2 separate regions of the Homo sapiens genome follow, and region 1 is linked to region 2. The links are chromatin loops, found by intact Hi-C in ENCODE. Cell type or tissue: heart right ventricle. All regions are shown on one strand. Each heading gives the region's core, and the rest is flanking DNA. Links, peaks and the distances in the headings are about the cores only.

Region 1 (15,983 bases), core at 4,841-12,840, 350 kb before region 2:
GAACCTGACTTCATAAATAACATTTGCTATGATTTTGTTAAAGTTTAGATGTGTAGATTTGTATTTGAAATCCTCAGAAGGTTACACGGTGCAACCCTCCAACAATATCTCTGAGTCTTCAGGGACAAAATCCCATTATGTGGAGTTCAGTAAAGGGGGTAAACACCACCATAAAGAAATACAAATTGCACATATTTCCCATTTAGCTAGTGTCACCAAAGTTCACCATTTAGAATTCTAACCAGTTAGGACTTATTCTTGGAGGTCAAGTACCTTGTGAACCTTGTCATCTCACTGATGACATCATATCCTATCCATCAATTCTTTCAGGAGCACACTTGCCATCTGCTCTGCACACGTTGTAATAACTTATTAGACAAATTCACAGGGTAACAATCTGCACAATGACACTGTTATCTTAATGTTGGCACACACTGAGATAACAACCACTATTTCTCTGTCAGAGCACAACGATTCTGCCCTCCAACTTAAGAAAGAAGTTAGGAGGCTATTTAAACTTCACGCTTATGGAAACAATAAGCACGTTGGTAGGAGGATTTTTATCCATTGTAGGATGAGGAAAGAAACCCTCATCACAAGGAGATAGGCAGTTCCATTCCATTCCAGTGGACCAAGAGAGCTCAGATTTTGCTGGCGGTTAATTTCTTTGCTTTTTTCCATGAGGGAATTAGATGTACAGAAGTAGATGCAAATACCTTGTAGAAACTTAAAAATAATAATATTCATAATCACCAAGCCATAAAACCCAGTATTTTCCCATTCCACTTGCTCAAATAGTACAATTAAAATAATTCCCCTATCTTGTCTGGATGACTATAGTATCTTTCCTTTTATTTTTTTTTCTAAAGGCGTCTAATTAGCAGAAAGAGGGTCTCAAACATCTAGCTGACACTGCATACCTGCAACTTTAATAGGTCCTTTGGAAAAATCAAGGACAGTGTCCAAGATCACGTACCTGTATTTTAGCAGCATGTTTAAACTAGCAGCTGTCAAACGCCTTATGACTTAATGAAGTCCAGCCCAACAGTCTCTCTCCCCCACCTTAAAACACATATATATTTTTAGAAAAAGAAGATGGTATTTATTTTTCATTACATGAAATTCATCCTCTGTTCCTTCTTTTGGCTTGTCATTTATTCCAGCTTACACTGTGATCAACATTGTACTAAAATAAAGTCAAGTACAACAGCCGCTCCCTGCCCATCAAAACGCACAGACGTCTGCCAAGCACTTGTAACAGCTGGTGTTACATTAATTAGTTTAAACTATTTATTTCATCCATCTCCAGAGCAGATTGAGCAAAAACATTAGAGATTATTCTAGCATCTGTAAGTGCCCTACAAACATTAACCAAGGAAAGTTAAAATATTCATCAGTCTCATATATACATATATATATGCACACACATATATTTTTATGTTTATATATATATATATGATTTGAGACTTAAGAGCCATTATAAATACATGAGTATACTCTCATATACCTTAGTGAGGGGATGTTTTATTAACTGTCTTTATAAGCGTAAGTTTTCAACTTATATTCATCTTTTGTGTCTACAAAGTTTCTCTTCTTAAAAATTATCACTAGAAAGTGATAATAATTTCTGGTAGCATGCGCCATTAAACAATATATGACAGAGACTGGGTGACTCAATGGATTAGTCACAGATTTTATGGCCACTGTTGGAATCCTGCCCTAACTACAGTGATCAAAACACTGTTATCAAATGGTTGTAAAAATCTCAATTAAAATTACTTATATGGCTTCCACTAGGTTCTTAGCAAACTACATCCCATAACATGAATCTACACATTATTGACAAAATTAACTCAACTGCCACTTTTTGGCTTAAAAGAAAGAAATTAACTATATAACTGAATCTTCAAATAATGGTTGTCAACAGGAGCTTGATTATGAATGTGTGTCCATTAAACACCTGTCAGTCTTCGTAGTTGTGTGTGGACTTTATTTCTTTATTTTTTGTAAAACTTCTAGATTTTTCTAGACTACATTATCTTTCACTACATTTTGGTCTTTAGAAGCCAAATACACATGGATTAAATTAACAATAACAAAGGTGCACATGATAAATACCAAATAAACGTTAAGGAAATAAGTAGTCCAATGTTCACTGGAAAGGAAGTCATAAGAAGTAGAAAACATTAGGGGAAACATACTCTATATCTTGGCCAAAGTCTCCTGCATGAGCACAACCAGAAGTCCTGAAGCATTGCTTCTTATTCCTGGAGTTAAAAGCATTTGCTAGTCTAACCTTTCTCAGGTCAAAAATCAATCTCTATCAAGCAAATTAATTTTACTCCTTGGCACTTTATTTTCCTATACCAAATACAAAAACAAATTAGTCCAACCAAAATTCAGTGTAATATAATTCATTCTATTTTGATTTATCTCAGATGGAAATAACCTCAGTTTTAAATAGTGAGCCTAACTGAAGAAGCTATTATAAAATGTATCCTCATTGTAACACCAACTACTCTACCTCTGTCATATCTAAGGGGATTCAGCTTGGTAACCTACCTTGTTTAATGGACAATTTAATCATTAATATGTAATACTAGTGTGAACTGAAATATGTCCCTTCAAATTGATGTGTTGAAGCTATAATGCCCAATGTGACTATTTTTGGAGATAGAACCTTGAAAGATGTAACTAAGTTTAAATAAGGTCATAAGGGTGAGACCTTTAATCTATTAGGACTGATATCCTTACAAAAAGAGGAAAAGGCATCATGGAGGTACATGCACAGAGGAAAGGCCATATGAGGACACAGTCATCTGGAAAGCCAAGGAGAGAGGCCTCAGCACAAACCAAAACTACCCAAACCTTGATTTTGAACTTCTAGCCTTCAGAACTGTGGAAAAAAAAAAATCTGTTGTTTAACCCATCCAGGCTGTGGCATTTTGTTATGATGACTCCAACAAACTAATATAGTAAAATTCTGTCTCCCAATTCTACAGTGCTACCTAACTTATGATTACTTAAAGTATCATTTCATGTGTCTTTTATAGCAATTCCATTAGGTATGAGATGATTTCCTTTGCTTTCAAAATAAGGGGTCTGGGCCTTCTGATTCAGGTTCCAAGTTACTAACACTCTGTCTTAGTCCATGTGTGTTCAAGCTTTTTGTAAAAATAATCAGTTTTCAATTTTTTTGAACCTTTTAGATACCTGAGAGGTGAGAGGCTGACAGGGGTGACTGAAATAAACTATTTTGGAACAAGAAAGTTTAGAGGAAACAGAAATCATATTTTAGAACAAGGGTAGGCAAACTATGGACCATAGGTCAGATCCAACCTGCTGCCTGATTCTGTACAGCTAGTGAGCAAAGAATGGTTTCTGCATTTTGAAATGTTTGAAAAAAATAAAATAAAAAGAAGAATATTTGGTGACATCTGAAATTTTTATGAAACTCAAATTTCAAGATCCGTAAAGTTTTACTGAAGCAGAGTCCCAATTGTTCATTTATATACCATATACATCTGGTTTCTCACTACAACAGGAGAGTCGAGTAGTTGAGTAGTTGTGTAGACAGAAATTATGTGTCCAATAATCCCAAAATATTTACTATCTCTCCCTTTATAGAAAAAAATTGCTGGATTCTGTTCTATACAATAAGATTAGTAGCACCCTTTATCATAATCATTCTAAATAGTCTAGTTCTGGTTTCTCCAGAGAGCCTATTTAACCCATAACAAATGTATAGTGTATCACTAATGAGCTGATAGCATTATTTCAATTAGCTCTAACCTATATTTATAATGTTATTCTATGACGGGAAATAGTATTTAAACTTTCAAACAAATCACAAGTGAGTTTTTGGCACCTAATCTGTTGGTAAATTTGTGGCTATAGGCTGCAGAGATGATTGATGATGATGAAACATGGTAGGAACAATAGTTACCCATGTCTACATTATTAAATTGTTCTTAGAACTTCTCCATTAGGCAGGTTTCCTACCATTTTTCCAAAATTATTCCCATTTTTCCCATTTATAAAACAAGGATTAATAGAGCTAATAAATGTCACAATTTAATAGCATGCTCATTATGTAATTGGGTTAAAGGTGAAATCTTGTTTCCCTGAATCCAGAGCTCATGTTTTCAACCATTATGCTCTCCTGTTTACAGTAATTTTACTTAGGTAAATATAATTGTTAAGATTTTTAATGTTTTTATTAATAAACTGATCTAAATACAACATAAGTACAAAATGAATTCTAAAGTTTTCTTTAAAGAAACACCAATCACACTGAAAATTAATAAATGAAATAATTCTGAGCACCAAATAACACTTCACCACAAATGTTTCAGATCATTTATTGTTTAGATGTTTGTGTCCAAACCAAAGTAGTATATATATATATATATATATATATCCTAACTAACATAGCACATATATTGTGCAGGCTTAAGCCTTTGAACAGGAATCAAGACACCATTAAACAAGCAAATTTATATGGTCACCACCACATTGCCATTGCTTATATTTTCTAAAATTTCCATATATAAAATAATTTTAGCATCAAATGGAAACAAAACAAGTCCAAAGCCACTGGAGTATAAGGCAGCTTAGAGAGAAGAAGCACTAGTTGAAGTCAAATTTGGGTTTCTTCCATGTTTTGTCATTCTTAAACTCTGAGTCTTGGGCAGTTGTATCCCATTATTGATCTAGATTTCCTCATCATTAAAACAGAGATAAAATGGTACCATCTTCAGAAGATTATGGTAAGAATTAGGTGTAATAATGCCATACTCTTGCCAGAGCATCAAACCTCATGGAAATGAAGAAACAGTTCAATCCACAGGATTTTTGTAAAATGCTATTGCAATTATTTTAGACTATCCAGATTAAATATAGAATAAATTGAAGCTTGTCCCCAAAACTCTAAACAAGAATTAGGGAAGGTGAAATAATGAAGACTTTTGAGAAAAAAATTAAAGGAGATAATCATATGTAAGTTTAGAAGGACAAGTTAATAAGGATCCAGGAATCTAGTATGTAAACCAAAAAATAAAATGCTAGGGACAAATTATTGATTACAATCAAAATAAATAGTTTAAGTATAGACAGTATAGATTGAACTATACACACAAAAAAACTATGTTATACAATTATAGACAATTACATATAAAATCAAGGAATAGTTCATCCAAGGGAGATAGTTAGACTTAAAAGGAAATTGAATTAACAATAGCAGCCTGTGTGCCTGATATCAGGAAGTATATGAAAGTACAAAGATCCTTGCATTGGAGAAAGAAGAAAGGGAAATTTAAAATCAATATTAACATAGTGTTAATTCCAATAATATCATAGTATTATGGTAGTTAGGTGAGAAGGTAAGTTAGTAGGCAGATATGTAGGCTAAAAAGATAATTTGTAAGCATATATACTATATTTCCCACTTATAAAGCATACATACATTTAAGCTACATCACTTTTAAGCTCTAAACTCTACAGGTCCAGAAAACATGTCTGTATTCATCATTATTTTAAGTGAATAGCATTGTGGCAAAGAGCATGGGCTCTGGAGCCAAACTGCTGGAATTCAATTCCCAGACCTGACTGCTATCTATTAGCCACATGACCTTGGACTCTGTCTTATTATCTTCATTTGTAAAATGGAGATAACAGTAATGCAGCTGTCTTGTAAGTTGCTGTGAGGACTAAGTTATTACACTTCTAGTATTTAGAATAATATTTGGCATATAGTGTGTGCATGTAATAGATTTCTATTAATACTATACCTTTTGAAAGCAAATGGAGGGCAGGGACCATATTTTTCTTTCTGTCCCCTTTATAATAGGTTATGATTTTGTCATCTTAAAAATATACACATATGAATATGGATATGGATGTAGATAGAGATGTATAAATATATGTAGGTTTAACATAGGTCTAAATCTCACTACTATTCAATACTGCTTGAATGGGAATCCAAAATTTTAAACCTATTTTAAAACACATTTTAAAACCACCTCCTGGAGGAAAGAAAAAAGGAACTTCAAAATGATTCTTCAGTCTTTCAAAGGCAAGGTAACTGTTATTCCTATATGGTTTCCTCTAAGCAGATGTCCAACATTTTTTGACACTATGAAGCCATAATCTATCATTCTCATCTCTTCATGGGTGATTCCTCATGTCTTTTCTTCACCCAGAAAGTAAAGTAATCACCTGATCCCAGAGCATCACATAAAAATGCCAAATCGCCTACGCGGTCAGCCTCTACACCATACTTAAGCTTCATGGTTCCCTCTCAAATGGTTTAAAGACGAAGAGCCTCACCTTTGTAACTGTACCTTTATCTACTTAAACACCATACTGTCCATACTAATAATAATGAAAACTATTCAACTTTAACAATATATGCTAAAACTTCGATTTCAATAGAGTTTGAATTTCACATTTTCTCTTCACTTCAAAAGTCATTGTTGTGGAACTATTTATAGCACAATGGAATTTGTCATGTGACATTTCCAGGAAACTGCAAACTACTACAGTATAACAACCAAATCCAAATTGTTCTACTCTGTTTGTGGAAGAATCTGGATTGTTCTGAATAACTAATGGAACATAAAGCATATTAATCAAAGAATTGTTTTTAGTAAGTGGATGTAGTATTCATAAGCAGAGAGCTTTCAAGTTTTGCTAATATAAACTATTATTTGTTTCACAGGCAAAACATTCTCTGCAATGTGGGGTGAGTGGCAATGAGAACACCTCAGAAGACACTGGGTAGCTTTTTCAAACTCTTCCCTCCACATTGAGATTCAGATCTCAGAAGTACTGGGGGAAGAGGGTTGAGACTTGTGGATTATAAATCAAAAAAACCTGAGGTTCTGCTGCAGCCCTTCCTACCACCACGCCGCACCTCCCTACCTTGAGAATCGCTTTCTGTCTATTTTGATGAGAACACTACTTTCGCCCCAAATAATCCATCATACTGCTATTAAAAGTCAAGTTCCAAACCAAGCGCAGTGGTGAGCACCTGTAGTCCCTGCTACTCTGGAGGCTGAGGAGGGAGGATCACTTCCAGTGCATACATGTTGATTTCTTATAACTCACCAAATACAACCTTCAGTTTATTAAACAGATTTCACTATAATCTCTATTTCATGGCACAATACCATTAATATGAGTAATAACTATATTTTTATTATTCTTTTACTCTCCTGTAATATAACATTCAGGAATGACAGTTTAACCCATTTCGACATCCATACAGATGAAAAGTTTATTCCAAGGGTTGAATGTTTCTGGGACTTCCTTCTTCTAAAACTGTATACTATTTCGCTTTTTGATGAAATTGTTTTCTAATGTGAAATTCTTTTCTCTCTTTTATCGAAAAGTTAATTGTTAAACTTTGCTACAAAACCTTTTGTTCTTACTGAAGTTACTTTGCTTGTCTCTCCTACTGTAAGGACACCAAATCCTAAAAGCTGGCAAGAATGCATATGTTTATTTCACCATTGCTCTGCAATTACTGAATGCCACTTAATTATAGCAACAGATGCTCGAGTGTAGGAACCAGAAAAATCAAACGCCTCATTTCCAGGTTATTTTTTTCCATTGCTTCTGCCAACAGCAGATGTGTGAGCCCCTTGTGCTCTGGCGTAAATACTTATCAAATCCTAACAGGTCACCTATGTCACAAACAACATTTCAGATGCAACTGTTTCACCTGATAATAGGCTCTGAAAATAAAACTGTGTGCTGTAAATACAATGTATTCAGAATGAAATGCCATAATGTGAAATTGCTTTTTCTCCAGCTACAACTGAAGTCCTTGACAGTTTTTGGCAGTGATAAATCACCCTCCCATTAATTGTCTTCTCTCTCATTGTGAGGTGAGCTGCTAAAAGGGGCAGTCAACAAAAATGACTTAAAGGACAAATTTTGGCTAAAAGACAATGAAGAAATCTGTCATTGCTCAGCCTCCAGTAAACTGTCGTGAAACAATCAAAATATATGTAGCCAAAGTGTTTATGTCTTTGTTAGGAAGATTATAGGATGATAAGTTTACTGTAAAAAGAGAGGAAGGGCCTAGAGAAATTTAAACTGTGGGTCCTTGACACCCTCTTCCAAGTGATTTTTCTCCTACAAGATGCATTACTGTCTCTTAGATTTGAACATTATTCTCATCTATTCAGATTCACACTCTGACCTAGAATAAATGAAAAGTTCCCCAATGTGTGATCACAAGTTATAAAATCTTATTAATGTAATTCTGAATTGAGTGTAAATTTAATTTTTAAAAATTAATTTCATAAATTCTCGAATAACGTGTTTTGTCATAAACAGGAAAAAGAACTCATTCTATTCTACTTCCAAAAACTGTTTGCCACCAGTAGACAATTTAATTTTACCATATGCAGTATGTGAAAATTATATGTTACCACAGTGCATGTCAAATGCACCATTTACATTTTAGTTTATATTCAGCAAGTAAAGATGCATTAAAACTAGATCCAATGCTGTTTTTGCATTAAAAATGTTCGTATTTACTTCATGTAATTAACACATTGCTTAAATTGCTGAATCACAAGTCTAATTGAACTAAAACCCTAAATTTAACTTGTGCCATTTCCTGGCGATTCTCTTCAAATTTCAATAACATATTTGAAAGAGATACAGAGAAAAACATTAGGACCACAGTGATTACACTTGTAGAATAATTCAAATAAAGCAAAAGCTGTAAAATGAAAACCAGGCTTTCAGAAATCTGTATGGCAAATAATGTCCTGAAGCATGATTGCTACATTATCATGTCAACAATTTTTTCTAGAGGAATTTGAGATAACTTTAAAAATAATTTATGGATATTTCAATTAATACAGGAAATCACTGAGTCAGTAACTCTAAAAAGAATGATTCAATATATCAACAAAGTGTGCTTTTTAATAGATAGGCATCTCTGGTTTGCATTAAATGGGGCGAGATGAAGTGGCATTTTGGTCTTTCGATACTGTAATTCAATGAAGAGCCTAAGTTAAATAAGGAAAACTTAAATTACGTCAAATCCCATTTTGTAGCTCAAGCTGAATGTTAGCTGAGTATTAATAAATATAGTTTGTAGACTATGACATTAAAACATCTTTTGAATGACAGAAATAAAAAAAATGAAGGGATTGCTTTTTTTCTTTTTTGGTGATCCGCCAGTTTGAGAGCTTATTGAGAGCATATGGAGATAGCATATTTGCAAGTCCATCTCCGGAGGATTGCAAAAGGCCCTTAGCTTGTGAAAAACAGCAATGTTATTTTTTTTTTAACGTTCCCTATATTTAGAGATTAAATCGCTCACTGCACAAACCCATTTGGAACAGGCGCGAAGGTGAAAAGGATAATCAGTACAGTCACTGGTCCGTGTTTCCTAAACGCTTTTGAAAACATTACTGTGCGCAGGCATAAAATTAGCGGCAGGACCTTAAAAAGGCTGGCATTTAGCATGACTTTTTGGAAAGTGACACCCTCATTTTTTTCTTGTAGGATATCATTAAATTTCAATCGCCCTATGGCAGTGCCTTTCCATTAATAACCAATTCACTGTGTCACTTTGGCTCTCCTTTGAAATAATGAGCCTTTGCTTCGCTTTAATAAATTTAAACATATTCTCAAGGCCAGGGAAGATAGGAAACCGCAGATGGGCTGAGAAAAACACGATTCATAAATCCTTAACTGCCTGAGATCGTTGAGAGCAAAACAAAGTAACACTCGTAAAATATTAAACAATCCCAGCTGTATGAGGGAAGCTTCATTAACAAAAATGGACTATTTACTGCCTTGCTCAGAGCCTGTGGGTGGAGAGAATCAAAGAAATCTTTTTTAAAAAAATCCCACTGACATTTCTTTTTGTGATTCTTTAACCAACTAATGGATTAATGAAAACATTATCTGGAAAGTCCCGTTATTGTCAAGAATTAATAAATATTATTTTAAACAATATAAATTATTTTCCCCACAGACACAAATTCAAAATTAACAAATAAAGAGTATGTGTATGCCTATTTTTTCTTGGAAATATTCCCATAATCTTGGGAAAGTAATTGAAGACATGAGGACTACCCAAGTCCTCAAAACAAAATAATAAGTGTTGTGGACATTCTTATTCAAATGGTTTCTTTAAGTATTTGTCAGGCTGGAACCGATTAGTTACTTTAGCTTTTAGATTTGTATTTTATTATCTACTTCACTGTTTCTTCATAACTAAGACATTTTCTAACATTAAGCTTATCAAAAACTTTAAGATTAATAGTATTTTTGGAATGAAGCTTAAAGATTGGAAACTTGATTCAAAAATCCTAGCATAATAGATGGAAATTATGAGATATCACCATCAAGGATAACATTTTTAATGCTCTGCTTCAAAATCAAGTCGAGACTGCTGCTGATATACAAGTTTGAAGAACCAAGAGATCAATGTCAGTGTGTTAAATGCTAAGAACTTAGAAGCTCTAACCTTAAAGACAAGCTGACAATTTAGTGGACAGAATGTCAATGCTTCTAAACATTTCAAGGGCAAAAATATTGCTTTATACAATCTGTGTCACATTTATTGCAAGAAAAGAATTTAGATTTTTCTACTGCATTCTGTCAGCACTTTTCCTTTTATTATACAGAGATACATAATTAAGGAATTCAATATGGAATAATGCAGAGACTGACTCTTTTAACGATACATAGAGTCTTGTGATATTACATGCAAAATGCAAATACATTCATCCTTTTACAAATACCATATATTTTACCAGCTGTGCCTTTATATGGATAAAAATTCAGGGTATGTAACAAAGCATTTGAATAAACATGTAAGGTCTTTTCTGTCTTCACTGGCAGTTCCATTTTCTTATCATATTGTAATGGAAGCAAATAATTGTTGACCTATTTCCTAAAAGACAACGGAAGTTGAAAAGTCATAAAGGATTCTGGTTAAGAGCACACATACTGACTACAAATATCTTCTGGTATCTATTTCTTAATCTGTAAAATGGGAAAAATAATAATAGTGCCTACTTCCAAAAGTCATTTTTGAACTCAGAGAATTAGTGCATGTAACTTTAAACTTGCATCTGGTATATAATAAGCACTATATACAGGTTTGATTATGACTTAGTTTTAAATGCAATCATTTTGAAGTAAGAATTGTTCTGCCATGATCATACATACATATGTGTGTGTGTATATATATATATATATATAGGTATATATATGTATGTATAATAACTAATACAAAGAATGCTTACAATAAACTTTACTGTTATGTAAGAGCAAGGTGGTCTGCACTAGTATTACAAAGCTATTTGCTGAATTATTGTTAGACATTTAAGACTTGCTTTTCTTCTCAGTGAAGTCTTCCTGAGCTGTCTCCTTCAGTGTCAGAATGTGCCCTAGGCTCAGTTCTTCGTTGGAAAGCTTAAACTTTGTATATTATATTCATTTGGAATTATTTCTGTTATTAATATCTAATCTTTAAGAGGTATTAAAAACACTTGCAATTATTAATACTTCTAAACAGTAAATGATTATCACATAAATATAAATTTTCATGTGTATTTAACAGCATTACTTTTTGTCTTTGCAGAATGTGAGTTGCCTTCAATATGTTTGCAAGATCAATTTAATATTATTTCAATTATTTAAATTAGTAAATAATGATTAAATTATTAATTTAATTTAAATTAAAATATCTTTGGTTATTCTTGAATGCATCACAACTAATTTATAAAAAGAGGTTAAAATGCTGTTAAAAATAATATAAGCATATTATACTTATATTTGTACTACACATTACTCATATAACTTTTAAATTACCATTGCATATCTTATAGTTACAAATTGCCAAATGTAAGTCATTTCCTTCTTTGCGTTGCAACTTCGGAGCAACTTGGATAGTAACAGATTGTATTTTCCCAAAATTGGAGTAGAAAAGTTGAAAGGGCTTTGATAACTAAGATGGCATGAGGATGCCATAGTAAATCAAATGTGAAATAGCATCTTATTTGAGTCTAAGTGACCACCCCTGAAAAGTTGGTATTTTCTTCCGTATCGGTCCTTCATCATTGAACATGGGAAACAATTACAATGAGAGGGATATGAGCACAGAGTCTTTGCCACTGGGCCCTCATAAATCTTGCCAGTTCCCAGTGAACAACACCAAATATTTGCAGCTGAGGAACATTTGGTCTGGCTTAAATTAACATATCTCAGCAGTCAGAAGTCATTAAGCTTTGCCAATGATTTGAAACAATTTTTCCATTTCAAAAGCTATATTGGCTTTTACTTATTTTTCTGGATGAAAAAGGTAGTAAAAACTAAACAAACAACATGAAACTGCAAGTTACTAATAAAAAAAAAATGACAAAGGTCTTTGAACTGTCCTTGGTAAATTTGTTAACACTTTTTTTTTTAAAGAATCCCTTAACTCTTAGGCATATAACCATATAACAGTTCAAGATGATAACAATGTTATGGGAAACAATGATTAAGGTATGCAAATGTAGATATGTTTGTCCATGAGATTTTTGTGAATGTAAGATAATCTACAAATCTGATAAAAATGAGAAAGAATAATCCAACATTTTCAATTAGTTTTCAAGCAGATTTAGTATAGAAGGAAAGAAATATGTTGTTGTGTTTTTCAAAGATGACACACCGTATATACCATTCATTCAGACATAAGGGCAAGAAAAAGTTGTTTAGAATAATTCAATGATCGTACCGGGGAATATATCAAGTGTAAAAAATAAAGTTTCTATAGATGAGACTGCAGTTTAGAATTCAAATCAATACATTCACCTATTTACAGGTTAATTTCATCAACTATGGAATATATGTTTTCTTCAAGGAATAACACTGCTTCAGGAAAAAGCAGATTTTAGAAACGGAAAAACAGATTTTCTTTTTTTTTTTTTTTTTTTTGAGACTGAGTCTCGCTCTGTCGCCCAGGCTGGAGTGCAGTGGCGTGATTTCGGCTCACTTCAAGCTCCGCCTCCCGGGTTCACGCCATTCTCCTGCCTCAGCCTCCCGAGTAGCTGGGACTACAGGCGCCTGCCACCACGCCCGGCTAATGTTTCTTTCTATTTTTAGTAGAGACGGCGTTTCACCCTGTTAGCCAAGATGGTCTCGATCTCCTGACCTCGTGATCCACCGGGCCGGAAAAACAGATTTTAACATCAGTTTCCCTTCATGATAGTTGTGTCCACCTAGACAAGTCATTTAACCTTTCAGAACCTCACCTGGAAACTAAAGATAATAACTTCCACCTTGCAAGTCATTTGAAGATTGGAGATAACCTACCTACAAAACAGAGTACTGTCTCACACTAAATGTTCTATAAAAGGTAGCTATTAATATTAATATTAAAAATAGGCAAATTAGTATCATTACTAATGGTATTAATATTAGAGAATATTTAAAACAGAATGTTCTTAAATCTCACATCTAGTGAATTTTGTTAATTGGCAACTATGCATTAAGACGGGACCTTTAATTGATAACAGATAATAGAAATGTATATATTTACCAAAAGTGAAACTGGGAGTATGGTAACACATGGTAAGGGAAATGCAAATAAAGCACTTCTTATGTGCCAGAAGTTGTATTAATGTTACTGTTATGTGATTTCACATAGTACATCAAACAATATTGTGATTTGGGTTTTTTTTTTTTTTTTTTTTTGAGGCAGAATCTCGCTGTGTCACCCAGCCTGGAGTGCAGTGGTGCGATCTCGGCTCACTGCAACCTCCACCTCCCTGGTTCAAGTGATTCTCCTGCCTCAGCCTCCTGAGTAGCTGGGACTGTGGGCGCTTGACACCACGCCCAGCTATTTTTTGTATTTTTAGTAGAAATGGGGTTTCACCATGTTAGCAACGATGGTCTCCATCTCTTGACCTCAAAATCCACTTGCCTCGGTCTCCCAAAGTGCTGGGATTACAGTGAGCCACTGCGCCCAGCTGATTTGGGTAGTTTTTATTGGTCTATATTTATACAAATCGTAGATGTGGCAACTGCAATGTGGACCCAGGTTCACCTGCCACCAGGCCTCTATTCTCTCTCTTGTGCTATGCTGTTGGAAAATAACTTCGGAGAATATTCACTAAAGATTTCAGATAACTTTTTCATATATAATTTTGTCAAATGGAATAATCCAGTTGCATCTGTATATCACCATTCATCTTTTAAGTGCAAACTCAACAACTCACCATCCTTAAACCATTAATCAAGATGATAAAGTTTCAAACAACCTCCATGTTGTTTGTGAATATTTTATTTTTATTTTTGCCAAAGATAAGATCCAAAGTAACTGATACTGTAGAAAACAAACATTTTGGGAAATAGTATTTTTAGGAAAATGGCCATTAGAGTGTAAGCAATGAAAGTCAAATTAATAAACTTTAATTGATAAAGAAAAATACTTACATAAATAGATCTTTTTTGTCAAGTTAGGTAGCAGTTAAAAAATGATATTTGCATTATGTTGGCTTTTTCTCTTTTTGAAAGGTCTTATCTAAATCAAATTAAAAGACCTTTCATGCCATATGAAATAAACACAAAATAATTGAACACTGAAGATAGAAAATGAAGTACTAAAAGTATGAATGAGTAACACAACACCATCATTGAAAATATGTAATGCTTTGTGGACATATATGACTTGGAACACTAGAGAAAATTTAATGTTACTTGTTTTACTAGAAGAGCATGGAACCACAAATAAGGCTCTCTTATTGCTATATATCAATTCAGAGGTCACATTGCACTTGCAGAAAGAGAAAGCATGTTTTCATAATTGTTCTTGTGTACTCTTTGCTGTCTGTTCTACAGTTTACTAACTCACATGGTAATGATTATTTTAAAACATTTTATCTTATTCTTTGTTAAAAGAAAGTTACATTACATTATTTGGACAAGGACAAAGACACTAATTTAAAAAAAAAAGTTATTTGAACTTTTAAACGAGATTACAACATTGTTCTTTTTAGAAAAGGAAAAAGGGTTGGCCGAGAACCCATAGTGGAAGAAGTGAGCTTGCAGCCCTGCCTAAAGTAGTCAGTTGCCTCTAACATGCCTACTTGACTTGCCTTCTCAGTTTCACATCTCATTTCTCTTGGTAATTTACAGACCTCTAATTCTTTCATAAAGGCAAAAGGAAAAAAAAGACAAGCAAATTACATTTGCCGATCATCTTGTGAATTAAGATAATCATATCCTTAATATTAGAAACTAATACTTTGACATCATGTCAAATAATTAATATTTAATAAATGCATATTGAATAAGTGTAGAAAGGTAAAGACCTCAGATTTCTTTCATCTGTAAAAATAATTTTTATTTTATTCCATTTTATTTCCTTCCAAATAAAGTAAAAGAAAGAAAGAATTCTAAAGATAATTTCTAAGTTGGATTTAGAGTATCATCTCCCGGCTTATTTTTCTTCCCTTCTTATGATCAACGTAAGGGATGGAGGACAGATGGAGAAGGCAGGTGGTGGAAAGTTAGTTAGAAAAACATATATATAACTATATCAAAAGTGAGATAATTCTGAAAAATTTTATAATTTATGTAGATAGCTTCCTCTTGTTAGATACTAAACAACAGGAATTCTGTCAATATGAACATTTACACATATCTTATTAGGAGGAGAGTATTCCTCTAACTTTTCGGGAAGAGTTATTTAGTTTAACAATGACTAAATTTATTTGGATTTTATGTCTTATTAAATTATTTATATTTATCATGCATGTATAAATATAAGTTCATTCAAACTATTTCAGAACATAACCAAATTTCAAATACATTGTGTTCACATGCACCTATTGAAGAAAGGTCTAAGGAGGTCTTCATAACTTTATAAATAAAGAAGAGATATTTGTCCTTGAATAAGTATATGAGAATTGAAGAAAAACTCAAATGGCAAATCTCTAAGAGGTGTACAACTATGGATG
Region 2 (15,983 bases), core at 3,196-11,195:
CTCTCAAGCCTTTTTAACTCAGACGCACTGCCTCCTCAATCAGCTCAGCAGATAAACCTCAACTACCTTAAGCAAAGACTTCCTTACTTTTACACTTTCAGTCTCTGTCTCCCCACTTTTCCTTCCAACTTCTGACTTTTGATGACTCTTACTTCCATACCTTCCCTCTCTTTTCCACTGCCCTCCTTCTCCTCAAGAACAATATAAGACTTAAGGATGCATTCTCTAATCAAGCACAGAGAGCTTGGTGATGAATTACCCAAAGGACAAAAGGTAGGGAGCTGAAGGAGAACAGATCATAACTTGAAGCACTCAACTTTATATTGCCAACTTTCATTCTTAATAAAGAAGTGGTTAAAATGGTTATAAATAGTTCTGCTCTGCTTTACACCATGGAAATGCGTGGACTGTGTATATATGCTTACTGAATGCATTGTAATTGTCTATTCACATTCACCTTACATAGTTCCCATAGACAAATGGTGCCATTTGGCACCACTGTTAGTCCCTCCCTAACCCATCCTCATCACCTTTTCTCCTGGTTCAGGATGAAGGTGACATATGGCAAAAAATACTCCACTGGTCATGGGGTATATTCTCAGAAATCTCTAAACTCAGATTGAAGAGAGAAGGTAGTGGCAAGAAGAATAGTTACACACAAAAAAAAATTCATCCTGGAATTGCTTCCCTCATTTCAAACTGCATCGCTTCTATGACACATGGTCAACTTTCCATGATAATGTAGTTATCCTTTTCTATCACTACTTACTTCCAGTTAAGTGTCCTTAATTTCATCTGTAGGTTGGTATTAAGGGCTGCCCAGCCTACTGTTCAATTAAAAAAAATAAATACATTGAGATCATTGTAGAGTCAGATTGTAAAAGGAAGCAGCAACAAGAATAATATAAATTGAGATTAATCCCCTTCATCTCTTAAATCAGGTCATTGTGAGAGGAATGGTGCACTTGACTGAAATAAGGTCAAAAAGTCAGACAGATATTTAAATCCCTAGTTTTGTAATAAATATTGTACTTGTAACTGTACCTTTTAATATATGGCATTTTCTAATTGTCATATTCTTTTCTCTTTAAATAACCCAACACTCGCTTTCCTCTAAAGAAGATCAGCATGAAGGCATATGAATTGCTCAAGAGACATAGTTGAGAGTGGGGAGAGGACGTATAATCTGTTATAGCATAAAAATATGTTTGATATTGAAGCATAAATTACTCTGTAGTTTTTCAGCCTTAGGAGAAATGTATTTTACTTCATTATAAAAGTTTCTGTTGATTTTCTATATGCTTTGTTGTTTTAACTTATTATCTTGGTCCTTTTTCTTTCTCTATGCTCAAAAGAAGAGGACATTGTCCAACAAATAGCCTATAAAAATTGTTTTATTTGAAGTCAGAAATTTCATGGATTGTTAGAAAAGAATAAAGTGTTTATTTATTTATTGCCTTCCAGAACAAAGAGATTTTTTAAAAAGTTGAAAGAAGAACAATTGCCACCTTCTAGCCTGAGATCTTGTATGTCAAGTTTCAGCCCAGAGCAAATTTTTACAACAAGTTATAAACCCCTGTAACAGAGGGTTTATTATAATGGAAGTGCTGACACAACCTTAACTATAGCGTTGTAAACGGCTATGCTATAATATCCATTAAGCAGAAAGAAAAATAAGCTGGCTGATCAATAATTTATACAAAGAGTACCAACTGCAGACATAATAACTGTAATGTTTGCAAAGCAATCTCTCTGCTCTCCAGGCTTAACAGTAAACGCAAACTAGCAATGCTGTTAATTTCCAACTCCTACAGATAAGAATACAAACAAATTACTTAAAATTATATTTTGCTCAACATTTAGCATGCCTCGATGGGATAAAATAAAATTTAATTATGATGCAACTTGTGCCGGATGCAAAGCTGTTTTGTTTTCCAGCACATTTTATTATGAAAGGACATTCATTTGGAACATCAATTATGGGGAAATAGTATGTTTCAAGGAGTTGACTTGGGTCAGGCAGGCTCTTCTAAGAGTTATTCAGACATGGAAACAGACTGACACTGTTTAACTTCAAAGAAAGTTACAGGGTTTTACAAAGCCACAACCTGAAATACAATACTGCATGCTCTGATCCAAGTCAACTGTCAGTAAAAACACACCTTGTCATTATAGTTTATGGGAAAAAAGACATTGGTTTGGAAAATGTGGCCATCATTAGCATCCAGTGCATCTAGGAGTGCTCATTTAACATGAGCTTCATTTGCATGGAAGCACAGTGTGTCATTTCTATCTAATAAACATAAATCATAAAATGTGAGCATTATTTTCTTCTCTGGAAAGTTTTTAAAAATATATTTTAATAGCTGTCCATATTCATTAGTGCTCACTTTTTTTAGTTTCTACATATGTGAAGTATGTTATTTTGATATTTTTGTTTTCATTGGTGGCTTTTAAACCAAGAAAAGAATATTTGACAGGAATTCAAGAAGGGAAGAGAAGAACTGAAGGATTCCAAATTGTCCACTATGTACATACTGGAAGTTGAACCAAGAGTTTACATTTCTGAGGTTCACATCTCCATCAGTCTTTTTGTCTGTACATTTCCTGATGGTGGGATTAGTGGGGGGTGTGGAACTCAGTAGAACGAAGAGACTTTGCTATCAGAGTTGTAAAATGGTGTATTACCCTGTGAGCAATTGCACTTGGAAAGGAACCAGTAATTTATATGAGAAGTGTTTAAGATTGCCTGCTCACCCAGTGATCCATGCCAGGTCAGTTCCAGTAATGCTAGAAAACAAAAGGAGGTACACATCACTGGGAAAGAGACACCTTATACGCCTTAAGAGCTTGTGAAGGGAAGCACTAAAATGCCATTTTCTCAAATGAACTGATCATTACCATTTAAAATCCTGAGGGCTGTGGGACTGGGGAGGAGAGAAAGAATTTTTCTTTTGATTTAACAGGGCTCTGAAGTACTGGTTTTAAGGGGGAGGTGTTTTGTTGTGATTGTGTCTTAGCCCTATGCTTTAGCAAAGGTTAAATCTTGAAAAAAAGGTGCAGTTTTAAAACAATGAAATGGAAAAAGACACAATGGCTCTGAGAATGCACCTGGCCCATGTGAAACTAAGAAATTAGCTGTTTTTAAAATAATCTGTACAAATAGTAATGCAACCGTCTACTGCTAACATTCATGCCAGGCTCTAAATTGTTGGTGTTAGTATTTTACTTGAATAGATTTTCCCAGATCAACCCCTCACTCCTCCAGTTTTCAGGAGAAGGCTGGGATAATTATATAAAAAAGTACTTCCTAAGAATTCTTTACAGACTTCTTTATTCTTGCTTAGCACAATCCAAGTGCCAGCTCTTAGTATACCTCCTTTGGGGAGAGGTTTCAATACTGTCATCTTCAGGCACATGCTTTTCCCATATGCTTTAAAGTCATTTTAGTTTTTGAACCGGAGTTCCGTTCATTCACACATCCAGCATGTCTTCATAATATATTCTTTCATATTTGGAGAAGAAACTAAATAAAATGACTATTCCTGACTAAGTCAGAATTTATAATTCACTGATTGGCTCAAGATGCCACACATCCAGGAATCTTTGCTGATTTATTCCTGTGTGTTGTAATAATTTTCACACTGCATTCTGATGGGAGAGACAATTATCTTATGTGTTTACACTTGTTGATATGTTTCTCTTCAGGTGGTCTCAAGTCATTTCTACTGCTTTTGATATCCACTATAATGATTAGGGCTTGTGGGGTGCCCAGTAAATGTTAGCTGGGTAATTAAAAACTGCTAGTATGCTATGCGATCCATTTTCTTTGCCCCCAAATTACATAAAATGCTCCTTCTCCAAATGATATATTGTTTGATTCAGAACAAGATATTGATAAGTAGCAAAATTTTAGATATGCTCATTCAATTCTGTCCTAATATACAATGAATTTAGGACACTTCTTAGGGCAAAAAATCCGAAATGCTAAGAAACTGGGTCTGAAATAGCTGGAGAAAAGAATCGTAGGCCTGTAACTATGGCTTGTATTTGGGACCCATTTAGAAAAGAATCTTCTTTTCTTAGTCATCAGAGGAGCCATTAGAGAGTCTTCACCAAGACTGAAAATATAAGTGAGAGTACATCTTGAAGTGCTACTGCAGAGGAGGAAGAAAAGTAGATTCGTGTGTGAAATTCTACCTACCAAATGTGAGTAAGCGTGCATATGTGCAACAATTTGTAAAGTTGTTTACTATAACATCACCATCACTTTAACGTACATAGCAGTCTCTGTTATATAAAGCATACTTATTTTTGTGCACCGACCATATGCTAGTTGCTGAGGATGCAAAGGAGAAAAAGACATTCGTCCCTATCAGCCTTTACTGTACATTATTTCTGTTGAGTCTTATTACCATAACATCATTGAAATTTTGTGTTAGTGGAGCCTGGAAGATCATCTAATCCTAACATTGCAGATCTCATGCTACCATTTCCCCTGTGACCATGTCAGACATCACAAATGGCTTTCCGATCCTTCCCCTCAAGATCTGAGGCAATCTCAGTAACACTGTCAGGATAGAACTGTAGTCTGCCTCTCACTGTGAGCTCAACAGATTCATCCCTATATATCACTCCTGATCTTGCAAAAGAGAAAATTGACAATTAGCAGTATATGAGAATGTCCCTTTGTACTCACAGCTAGTTAAGGCTTAAGTCAGGTATTGGTTTAAAATCAAGTCCTCATTGATTTATTCTCCCAACTACCCTCAAAAAAAAACTTTCTGAGGTAAAAGGGGGAAATATTTTTATTTCATTTCATATGTAAGAGAATTGAAAAAATAATAGAGAGGCACAGTTGGGTCTAAACTCATGATTCTCTGTTTCTATTTCTGTATAACAGATCTCAGAGTGCTCAAATAATAGAGCTACTGATGTGTTCTCAGTGGCTACTTAGATGAATGCACTGATATGCTACAGTGCAACATAATGGGGATGAAGGAAGCAAACAAACAAAAAACTTGTGCAACTGTTATTTCAGGGACAAGACCTTTTGAGATCTTGAGAAATACTTCACTTGTATGTGATGTTAGAAAGTCAAACTGCACAAAGCCTTGTGGTTCTTTGACTTTCGTGATCTGGTTTCCTCTGGTTAGAAAATGGCAGCATCCACCAGTAAAAATCACCTACCTGTTGGAGTGTGCTGCAAAATCAGGCAATGAGCCAGCAATTGAGCCAGCAGTTGATTCCATAAACACTTTTCTATAGTCTCTTACCAACCTCAGTCTGCTTTCCATATGGGACTATTCAGCCTCTTTCTCCGATCTTTTTTCATCCTGATTTCAAGAAAGGTCACTTTCTACTTGTTTCCCAGATGATTCAGGGATCACTCACAGCTCTTCCTAACAGAGCAATCGCATGCCCTCCTGCTGCCACATTTAAATTGTCTGAACTGCGTGGCTTGTTCATTTACTCTCCCTTTAGAGTGAAGCTGCAAAGTAAGGAAGACTTGAATGGCCTTGCATCTTCAAAGAAGTGCCTCGAGCTCTGGAATGCAACAAAGTGGTAGAAACCACTAAACACCGGGAAATGTCAACAATGAGGCGGGAATGCATGGGCAGGTGGATGCAGCATTTCTAGGCATTTTCTCAGACAAGGCAACAAACTCAGCTGAACTAGAAAATGGGTCTTTTTCCCACAGAAACTAATTTAACTGATTTTTGAAACACATTGATAATAGCATTAGCATAAATTTAAATACATGCTTACCAGGCTGTTCTCTGTTATGTTTTTATGCAAGTGATTTGGTTGACAAATTAATAATTGTGATTACTAAAGAAGAACTAAATTTCCAATAATCTGAACATTTGGTCCTAATAGGAAGCTGTAGGCCTTGACTTCTTAAAGCATTAAAAAAGATGTAAGGTCAAACTAATTTCAGTAGCTAAAATGCACTTATACTTAATTGTAGTATATTTCAAGCTAAACTTAAAAGAAAGCAGAAATGTACCCAAATGTTTTATGCCTATAGTAGCAATTGGTAGTTAAATTACTTCTAAGCACCGAATATGAAATTCTATTTATATAATTAATATAATTTATATATTTATGTTATATCTATTATTTATATATATCTATAATTATATATATCTATAATTATATCTATATCTGTAATTTATATCTATATCTATATCTAATTATAGATATATATCTATAATTTATATTATATATATAAATTATAGCTATAAATATATATATTTATATTATATTACATATAATATATAATATATAATATATATTTATATTATATTATATATAAATATAGTAAATATAAATATATAATTAAATATATAATTAATCTATAATTGATGAGCTTCATTGTAAATATAATAGGTATTAGATGGTACATTCAGCAACTAAACAAATAGTATTTTGTATGCAAATGTAAAGAGACAAACTTATGTCTTGTATGTTTCTTTTAACCTTAACATTCAGGAATAATCATCATCAGTATTTTGATAAGTTTTCTTAGGCAAAATTTCAAAATATTCTTCTAGTAAATCTGACTACTACTTGTTGAATTTCCACAGGAAGCCCCCTAATCAGGAATTGTCAAAGGTAAATACATAAAGTGTTGTTTACACATCTTGAGTTTATGTATATTAATATTATTAGCTATTATAAAACATAAGACATTCAAAAATCAACATCAGATTAATGTTATATGTCAAGCCCTCTAAATGTATATGGCACTTAATTTATATTGAAAAAAATTTTAAAGAATAATTTCTATGAATATGTACTTATATTTTTTAGAGTATAGTCTCTTATTTTAAAAATATGATCACAAAATATCTTTTAATAATTTAGCTACAAAGAAACAGTTTCAAGGAATTGCTTTCTATGCCACACACACACACTCAGAAACACACTACTTGTACACACACATACTTGCTCACACATGCCTATTTTCAGAATTTTCTAAATAGCAATTACTTTCTTAGATTTATAGTCTATAATGCATGGCATTTTTTTTATCCAAAAATATATATTTTTTGTTTCCATTTAAGTAGTTTTAGTCTAAAAGCACTTGCTAATCATAACAACACAGCAAAGGTTTGTTATGTAAACATTATACTTTATTATCAGCCTTTGTTTTCCAATACAATGCTTTAAAAATATCCTCTGTTGTATAAAGGACATTGTTGCAAAAAGGCAGCTCAAAACTTGTCCTTCCCTTCCTTTCATTGATCTGTTGCCTCTTAGGCAATATGAACAGCTGTCTCCAGCTCACCCACAAGCAAGCTGAACATAATAATAAGGTAGTGTTACTGGCCTGAATCTATGAATGATTATACAAAGGGTGCCAGCTCTTTTCCATTAAAGATAAGGTAACAAAGATACCATAGAGAAGAAAACTGGTTAGCAAAGCAAGCGTGTGCTTCTGCCTTTAAGGTTTAGTTACTATTCTGGTAACCACTGAGTTTCTCTTTCCGTTGGGTTTCCAATAAGGTGAAGGTGCCCTCTGTAGGAGACTCCCAGTAAATGCCGCTTTTTTATATTTGGGTGACAACAGGCAAGTTCTGCTCCCCTACCTCCAATTTATAAATAAACAAATAAATAAATAATCACAGAACTCTGTGTGAGCAGAAGCTTGAACTCTATAAATCTTAGGGGGAAATTAGTATAAAGCCCACAATGATCTATGTAAATGTGGTTGCTTTTTCAAAATGAGAGCAATGGAACAGTGAGCAAGCTATACAGCATGTTGGTGTTTGATATTTATTGACACTGTGACACTGTGATATGTAATAGAATCGGCTGTATAAATTCAGAGGTGTTCCAAAAACTGAAAGATAGAAGGTCTTGGCATAGTTGAGTGAAAAATGGATCTAAACAGAAAAATCCACATGCGGAGAGACACATTCACCACCTAATAAATACACCTCCCCAAAAGGTCTTCTTATCTTCCCTTCCTATAAAGGTTACCATAATGCAGATTCATTATCAGTCCCACTGGGTAGCACATAGCTCCGTAAGAAATTGCTTTTGTTAGCATGCTCGTAGAAAGAGATTAGCTATTTCACCAGATCTCTTGGGGCTATTTGAAATTTTGGGAATTCTCTCTGTAATTTAAAATGAAAGTTAAAGCCAATGCGAATAGACTAGGGAGAATCTCACAAATTAAACCTCTCCATCTGGAAGTTTCTTCATCACTTATTGCAAAGTACAAGCTGATATCGCATTTGTTACAGGCAGGAGAGAGATTTCATCACTGATGATGCAATTACATTTATATTAATGTTTTAATAATTAACTATGTTGGTTGCAAAGAAAAACGTAAAATAGAAATGCTTAACAGTGTTTTGGATTTTTTTGTCTTTATTAACTTTGTATATTACTTAGATTTTATCACTGAGATCATCTATGTGCATTATTTAAACTATGACTTTAGCCTCTATGGAATGTGTGTAGGAGAGTCTAGTATCACCTGTATTGCAAGTTAGGGGATGAACAAGTAGGCATGGAGGCATAAGAGAAGGGAGATTATTTGCATCCTCTTATCTAACTGACTTCATTGATCCTCAGTATCGCTCAAACATCCCCTTCTCTGCGAATCCATTTTCCCATACCATTGGCCACTTAATCTCAACAACAACTATATTATGGATTACTATGTACCAAGCACTGTGTGAGCACTGTGCTAGATAGTTTATATGGATTATCTCATCTAATCCTCGTAATACATAAGAAAGATAGGCAATTTGTCTTATCCCAGTAAGAAAATGAGGCATCTAAAGTTTGGCTGATTAAATTACTTGCCCAAGCCTACTCCACAGTCTGCTTTCTTTTCCCCAAGGATACCACTCCCTTCTGTCCTCACTTATTTTCTCACCTGATTATTTTTCACATGTTCAACTTATTTGCGCTCCTGTCTTCCTAACACAACTGCCTGGTGAATTCCCAGCCAGCAGTAACAGCTATCTGCCATCCCACTGGATGACTGAGCATTGCTAAACACTCTCCCACAGTTATGCAGAATTGTATCCTTGATTACTCATGACTCTTAGTTGCAAGCTTTAAAATTTAAGCCAGTTCATCTAGAAAGGGTCTGAATCAGCTCACATCATCACATCAATAGAAGTCACGGCTTCAGTTGGTCTCAGGGATAACTTTGACCAGAGATTCAAACGTCTCCTCATATCATCTCTGATTTCTGAAGACACGTTTGTCAAGGTGTCTTCTTCAGTTCCTCAGTTTGGGTTCTAAACAACTGGATTCATAGTTTCTAGAAGCAATCATGCACACTGCTTCTAACTCCAGCACCCAAAGACACAAATCCAAGGAAGAATTCTTATTGGGTCATCTTGGAAGAGGTGCATATTTCTGGATGAAGAAACTGATCAAGGGCATTATCGGGTAGTGGTTAAGAATGTGTGGAATGTGAAACCAGATTCCTGGAATGTAAAACCTGGTCTATTTGTGACTTGGGACAAGTTTACATCCCAGTGCCTGAATTTTCTTATATGAATAAAAGGAAATGATAATTGTACCTACTTCATTGCATCGCTATGATGATTAAATGAATTACTATGCAGAACTTAGAATAATGACTAGTTCTGAATATGTTAGTTATCAGTGATCATTTAGGCCTTAGGATTGGTTCAGCTTGGGGCAGATGCTCCACTCAGCTCAATCAGTGCGACCACTGGGGCAGAGTAATTAAACAGCATTGAAGCTCAAATTTGAGGGAGATTCCTAGCATGGGAGACAGAAATTTTTCGGAAGGAAAAGACTTTTCCAGGTGAAAGAGTGAGAAGTGCTAGATGGACAAGTCACCAGACACCAGGAAGAATACTATACAATCAGGAAGAATGTATGATCTCCTATATGAGTGGAGAGCCATTCAACCATCTTTTTATGTGTCCTTAATCAGCTCCATCGCTCCTTCCTCTCAGTGATAATTCCAAAACTTTCTTAAATACTAAACCCAATTCTTCAAACGAGAGATGTATATTCTCTATTGACACTCTTCCTATTGCAACAGGGAAGTTTAAGATCATCAGGTTTTCACCATTTCTTGATTGGACTGTTCCTAGAGTCTCTGAGCTGACTCCCTTTCCCAGTCCTTCCCTTCATCCATCCACATTATTTCCAGATTTATAGTGGAGCTTGAGAGTACCACTTTCAATATAAATCTTGAATATAGGTCATGAAGTCTATATACTAAAACTCTTCAATGGTACTCCTTCACCTCCAGCATGAAGTTCAAATTAGGACTAAGCCTGACCTAGGAGACTTTATCTTTCCTGTTTTTGTATTTGGATACTCTCCAGGTCTAATATTTATTTTGTTATTATTATCTCTACTTTGTGACCATTTGTTGACCTGTTTTAAATAGCTAGCTAGCTAGCAGACAGAAAGAAATCAATAACCAGTTTGCTAGGGCTACAGTAACAAAGTACTACTGACTTAAGCAACAGAAACATTTTTTACAGTTTTGGAGGCTAGAAGTCCAATCTCAAGGTGTCAGCAGGTTCAGTTTCTTCCAGAGGGCTCTTTCCTTGGCTTGCAGATGGCTACTTTGCTGCTGTGTCTTCACATGGTCTTTCTTCTGTAGATGCCCCTGGTGTCTCTCTAAGCATCCTAATAAGGACATCAGTCAGGTTGGATTAGGGCCTACCCTAAGGACTTCATCTTAACTTACCTACCTCTTTAAAAGCCCTGTCTCCAAATACAGTCACATTTGGAGGTAGTGGTTAGGGATTCAACTTATAAATCTTGAGGGGACACAATTCAGCTCCAGTTATAATTTTTATCTTAGAAAGTCTAAAGTGCTAAATTTGTCAAATTAAATCATGCTACTCTTCTGGTGAAAATACTTCAATCGCTTCTCATTAGACTTTGAACAGCACTCTGGTCTTTTTCTTCATGGCATAATTTTTTTTAATTTCTTTTTTGAGACAGATTCTTGCTCTGTCGCCCAGGCTGGAGTGCAGTGGTATGATCTCAGCTCACTGCAACCTCTGCCTCCCAGGTTCAAGTGATTCTCCTGCCTCAGCCTCCTGAGTAGCTGGGATTACAGGCACGTGCCACCATGCCCAGCTAATTTTTGTATTTTTAGTAGAGACGGGGTTTCGCCATGTTGGTCAGGCTGGTCTTGAACTCCTGACCTCGTGATCCGCCTGTCTCGACCTTCCAAAGTGCTGGGATTACAGGGGTGAGCTGCCGCGCCTGGCCGCATTATTTTTAACTTGTAATTTTACCTTAGTTTGTTTGCTTTTTTATTGTGTGACTATCCGCATTGGTAAGAGTTCCTTTGGACCATTTCTATTTTATTCTTTATTGTATTTTCTTTCTAGTACAGAGATTGAAATAAAGATGTTCCTCCATGTTTATTGAATAAGAAACGACCTACTTCAAGTAGTATGACTATACTGTGTTATTTCACATGTTTGGGGTTTGGTTCTGACTATATCCTCCAATATTTATTTGCTTACCTAATGATTTTTTACCCTTTAGGACATCCCTCAACGAAAGTGATACATATGCACCATGGAATACTATGCAGCCATAAAAAAGAATGAGATTATGTCTTTTGCAGGGACATGGATGGAGCTGGAGGCCATTATCGTTAACAAACTAACACAGGAACAAATACTGCATGCTCCCACTTCTAAGGAGGAGCTAAATGATGAAAACTCACGAACGCATAGTGAGGAACACCACACACTGGGGCCTATCAGAGGGTGGAGGATGGGAGGAGAGAGAGGATCAGGAAAAATAACTAATAGGCACTAGGCTTAATACCTGGGTGATGAAATAATCTATACAACAAACCCCCATGACACAAGTTTACCTATGTAACAAACCTGCACATGTACCCCTGAACTTAAAAGTTAAAAAAGAAATAAAAAAGGATGCTCTAAACCAATGAAAGACGTAACTATCCCACTTCTATGGGATACTTACCTCTATTTTTAATTTGTTATCATATATGGTATCAGTCTTCATTAATTACAGGGAACAAGTATCAATCATATTTTAATTTACAGGGTTTAGCATATTGCCTAATATATGACAATCCTCACATTGAACTTTGCTTTTTGGGAAACAGTTAAACTTCACCTGAATGACCAGATAAATTTTAAATGAATAAAATATCAAAGTATAAATGATTTAAATAATTATATTCTACCTCATCTTTAAGAACTTTCCTGATAATCTCAGTCTAAACACTTCTCTTTTATCATTTATTTTATCCATTATGTAGCTATGAGTAATCCATTGTCTTGTAAAATCTATTAAAATATTGCCTTGAACTACTGTTTCCATCTTTAGTCATTTACATTTTGAATTAGTTTGTATCTCATTTTTTTTTTATCTCACCAGCTAGAGAGTAGGGGATTTTGTCCTATATAATTACAGAAAAAGACATATATGCATATAATAAGCACTTGTTCACTGGATTCAATTTGGATAAATTTGAAGCATGTGTAAATTCAGAGATATTTCAAATATCTAGCCTATTATATCAGTTAGCTCTTTCTGCATAAACGTACAATCCAGAATTTAGCAGCTTAAAAAAATCACATTTGATTTAGCTTATTCTTTTGTGTGAGGTCTGGGATGACGCTTCTGGTCTGGGTCAATTCAGCTGGGTTGTGTTTTCTGTGATTGCTTCATGATTTGTCTGGTCATTAGGAGACTGCCATCACAATGGGGCTGGGGTTTCACCAGGCAGTTGTGTTGGTTGTGAATCTTGCATATGTTAACCGGTGGACATATGCAACACATTCTTAGGTGCTATGGACTGAGTTATGGTCCCTGCCCCAAATTCTTATGCTGAAACATTAACCCTCAATGTGACTGTATTGAGAAATAGGGCTTTTAGGAAGTAAAGTTAAATATGCTCATAAGGATAGGGTCCTAATCCAATACAATTGGTGGATTCATAACAAGAGGAAGAGATTTTCTGTCTCTATTTCTCTATGTCTCTCTAGCAAGCACCAAGGAAGGCCATGTGAGAATACAATGAGACAACCATCTGCAGTCAGGAAGAGAGCCCTCATTAGAAACCTAATTGGCAGGCACCTTGGTCTTGAACTTCCCTTCCTTCAGAACTGTGAGAAATCAATTTCTGTTGATTAAGTTGCTGGTATTTTGTTATGGCAGCCAGAACAGACTAAGATACTAGGGTATATACCTAGTATTGGACTTGATAATGGGGTTTGCACATCTTCATACTTATAAGATGGAGTCAAGTGGTTTCCAAATATTTCAAAAGTTGTTCCACATCATTTCTAACATCTGATATTATAAAACTTTTGAAATGTTGCAGCCAGGGGGTATAAAATGGAATCCAACTGCAGCTTTAATTTATATTACCTTATTACTAAGATTGAGTTTTTTTTATATGCTGTTTGGCTATTTGAATTTTCCTCTTCAGTCAAGTGTCTGCTCTTTTGCCCATTATAAGTTATGTAAGTTACCATTTATGTTTTTCTTTTTGATGTACAGAATTTACATATTCTGAATATGTTAAAAATATATTCTCCCAGTGTGTTTCTTCTATTTTCACATTATTTGTGATAGTTTTTGATGAGCAGAAGTTCTTTATTTAATATAGTCAAATTCCAGATTTTCCTTTATAGATTTCTCTGTTTGGGTCTTGCATAAGAAATTTCCCTATCCTAAGAACATAACCTCATTCTTTGAGATTTTTTTTTAATTTTGTTTTTTTGCTTTATATGTTTAAGTGTTCAACATTCTAGGAATTGATGAGTTTAACAGCAGAGATGGAGGGGTAGAGGGAGGAAGATAAAGGGTGTTTGTTGCTCCTGGCATCTAGTGGGTAGAGGGCAGGGATGTTGCTAAACATCCTACAGTGCACAGGACAATCCCTATAACAAAGAATTATCCAGACCAAAATGTCAGCAGTGCTGAGGCTGAGGGATCCTTGGAGTAGTCATTTGTGTAATACAGCCATAATCAGTATTCTTAAATTCTTTATGTGTGCTTAAAAAGAAAGCATATCCTACAATCACGAGTGTAATTGGTTTCTATATTCTATGTGCTTCTTTTAGTTAACCTTATTAATTTTGTGGTTCAAAGATTTCATAATCTAACTGATTTTTTTGACTACATGATTTATCATTATGGAGAGAGCTGTGCTAAAATCTCTCTCTGTGTGGATTAGTCTAGTCCCTCATAGTTCTGTCAACTCTTCCTTTAAATAACTTGACGCTCTGTTTTGAGGTAATACAAGGGTAGAATACATATGTCTTTCTGGTGAATTGAAATGTTTATCATTTTAATTGGCTATCATTTTCTCTAACACATTTTTTTCAATTGATTTTGTCTAATATATCCTTATAAACACAGTGGACATTTTATATTTTAATATTAATTTGTTATAACCTTATTAAATTTTTTGTTTTCAATGTCCTTATATTTTAGGATATCTTTTGTGAACAACATGGAACTCTTTTATTTTAGTATAATTAATTAATTAATTTAGATACATGGTCTCACTCTGTTGCCCAGGCTGGAGTGCAGTGGAGCAATCACGGCTCACTGCAGCCTTGACCTTCCAGGCTCAGGTGATCTTCTCATCTTGGTCCCCCCAAGTAGCCGGGACTACAGGGCGTACCACCATGCCCAGCTAATTTCTTTGTATTTTTTGTAGGATGGGATTTTGCCATGTTGCCCAGGCTGGTCCCGGATTCTTGGGCTCAAGCAATCCACCTGCCTTGTCCTCCCAAAGTGCTGGCGTTTTCAGGCCTGAACCACCACATCCGGCCTTACCTTTATTTTAAATCCCTTTGCATAATCTTTGTGGTTTAAATGGGTCACATAGTCCATTTTCATGTATTGAAATCACTAATATTTTTGTATTGATATCTATCATCTTATTTTGTGGTCTTACTGGTACCACCCCCTATATTTTGTAGTTTCTTCCCTTGGCTTTTAATATCCATTCATGACTCACCTGAATCAACCACCACTGTGATGGTTGCCAGATTGTGTTCATCTATTTCTGTTTTTCTTTCTACATTTACAAGTTGTCATCTTATTGCAAGAAAAATCTTTGTCTTCTATTGAAATCATGACTTTGTTAATTTAAATTATTGTATTCCCCTTATTATTCTTTATTTTCATGTTGACATTGGCCCAGATTTGTTGTTCAGTTGGAGTCTATTCCATCTGGCTTCTGTCATTTTGACATGCCCATGTCATTCTTTGGGAGTTTCTTAGTTTCTGGCACAGGGTCCAGGTTCCTTTTGTGCTTTTCATGCCAATGGTCTTGGAATCAGCCATTTCTCTAAGGAATCTGGTTCTTGTGGAAGATTATATATCAAAACCAAAATCAGGACCAAGAATCAAACACATTAATAGAATGTAAAAATATATTCAACAAAATAGAATTACAAAAAATGTATTAGAGAAAGTGAAAGTCACTTAAAAATTATCTAATGAAAATGCCTTTCACTAGAAAAGACTTAAGAGTCCAGGGTTAGGTGTGCTCATTGCTACGTGTACTTCATAGCTTCTAGGTCCTCTCAGTAAACAAAGTAAGAAATAAATGGATGTGTGTATACATTTCTAGATAAGTAAATAGAAAAAATATCTGTGTGTGTCACACATGTTTTGTATCTATTCTATATCCATTATTTCAATCTACATCTATTATTTATCTATCTACCTATCTATCCTGTGAATTTATACAAGATTTTCACTTCCAATCCAGTAATTTCATCATGTTCATTTCAGTTAGTTTCTCCAATATCTGTATTCCTGATAGTGAGAAACTTGACTTCCATTATCTTCAATGTATGTACTTATTTGTCTTATCTCCTTGTACATAACCAATATCCCAAACTTGCTTGTTACCTCTTTGACCTTGACCATTTTGCTGTCTCATTAGCCTATGATCTTGCCATGGCCCCTTTGGTTGACTACCTAAGCGACCCCAGCCCTTT

The links. Hi-C counts contacts between places; a loop is a spot of excess contacts. Peaks named below come from ENCODE experiments on the same cell type or tissue, not always from the same donor. Only the 100,000 strongest peaks of a DNase experiment are listed, where the experiment ranks them.
Region 1: it touches region 2 in a loop (2.4-fold over the local background); 1 of 110 quality-filtered maps calls a loop at or near these places.

Annotation. Positions count from the first base shown.
Region 1 is chr13:71,515,489-71,531,471 of GRCh38, forward strand. The region is part of intron 6 of DACH1 (dachshund family transcription factor 1); the gene reads right to left. Among named protein-coding and RNA genes, the nearest start is that of DACH1, 340 kb to the right of the region's middle. In heart right ventricle, for the core only: no CTCF peak of the experiment used is centred there; no DNase peak of the experiment used is centred there; H3K27ac peaks cover 2,669 bases.
Region 2 is chr13:71,871,918-71,887,900 of GRCh38, forward strand. No RefSeq gene overlaps it. Among named protein-coding and RNA genes, the nearest start is that of DACH1, 13 kb to the left of the region's middle. RefSeq lists enhancers at 4,124-4,173, 4,793-5,293, 5,294-5,794, 7,210-7,489. In heart right ventricle, for the core only: a CTCF peak has its summit at 7,540 (motif pointing left); no DNase peak of the experiment used is centred there; H3K4me3 peaks cover 423 bases.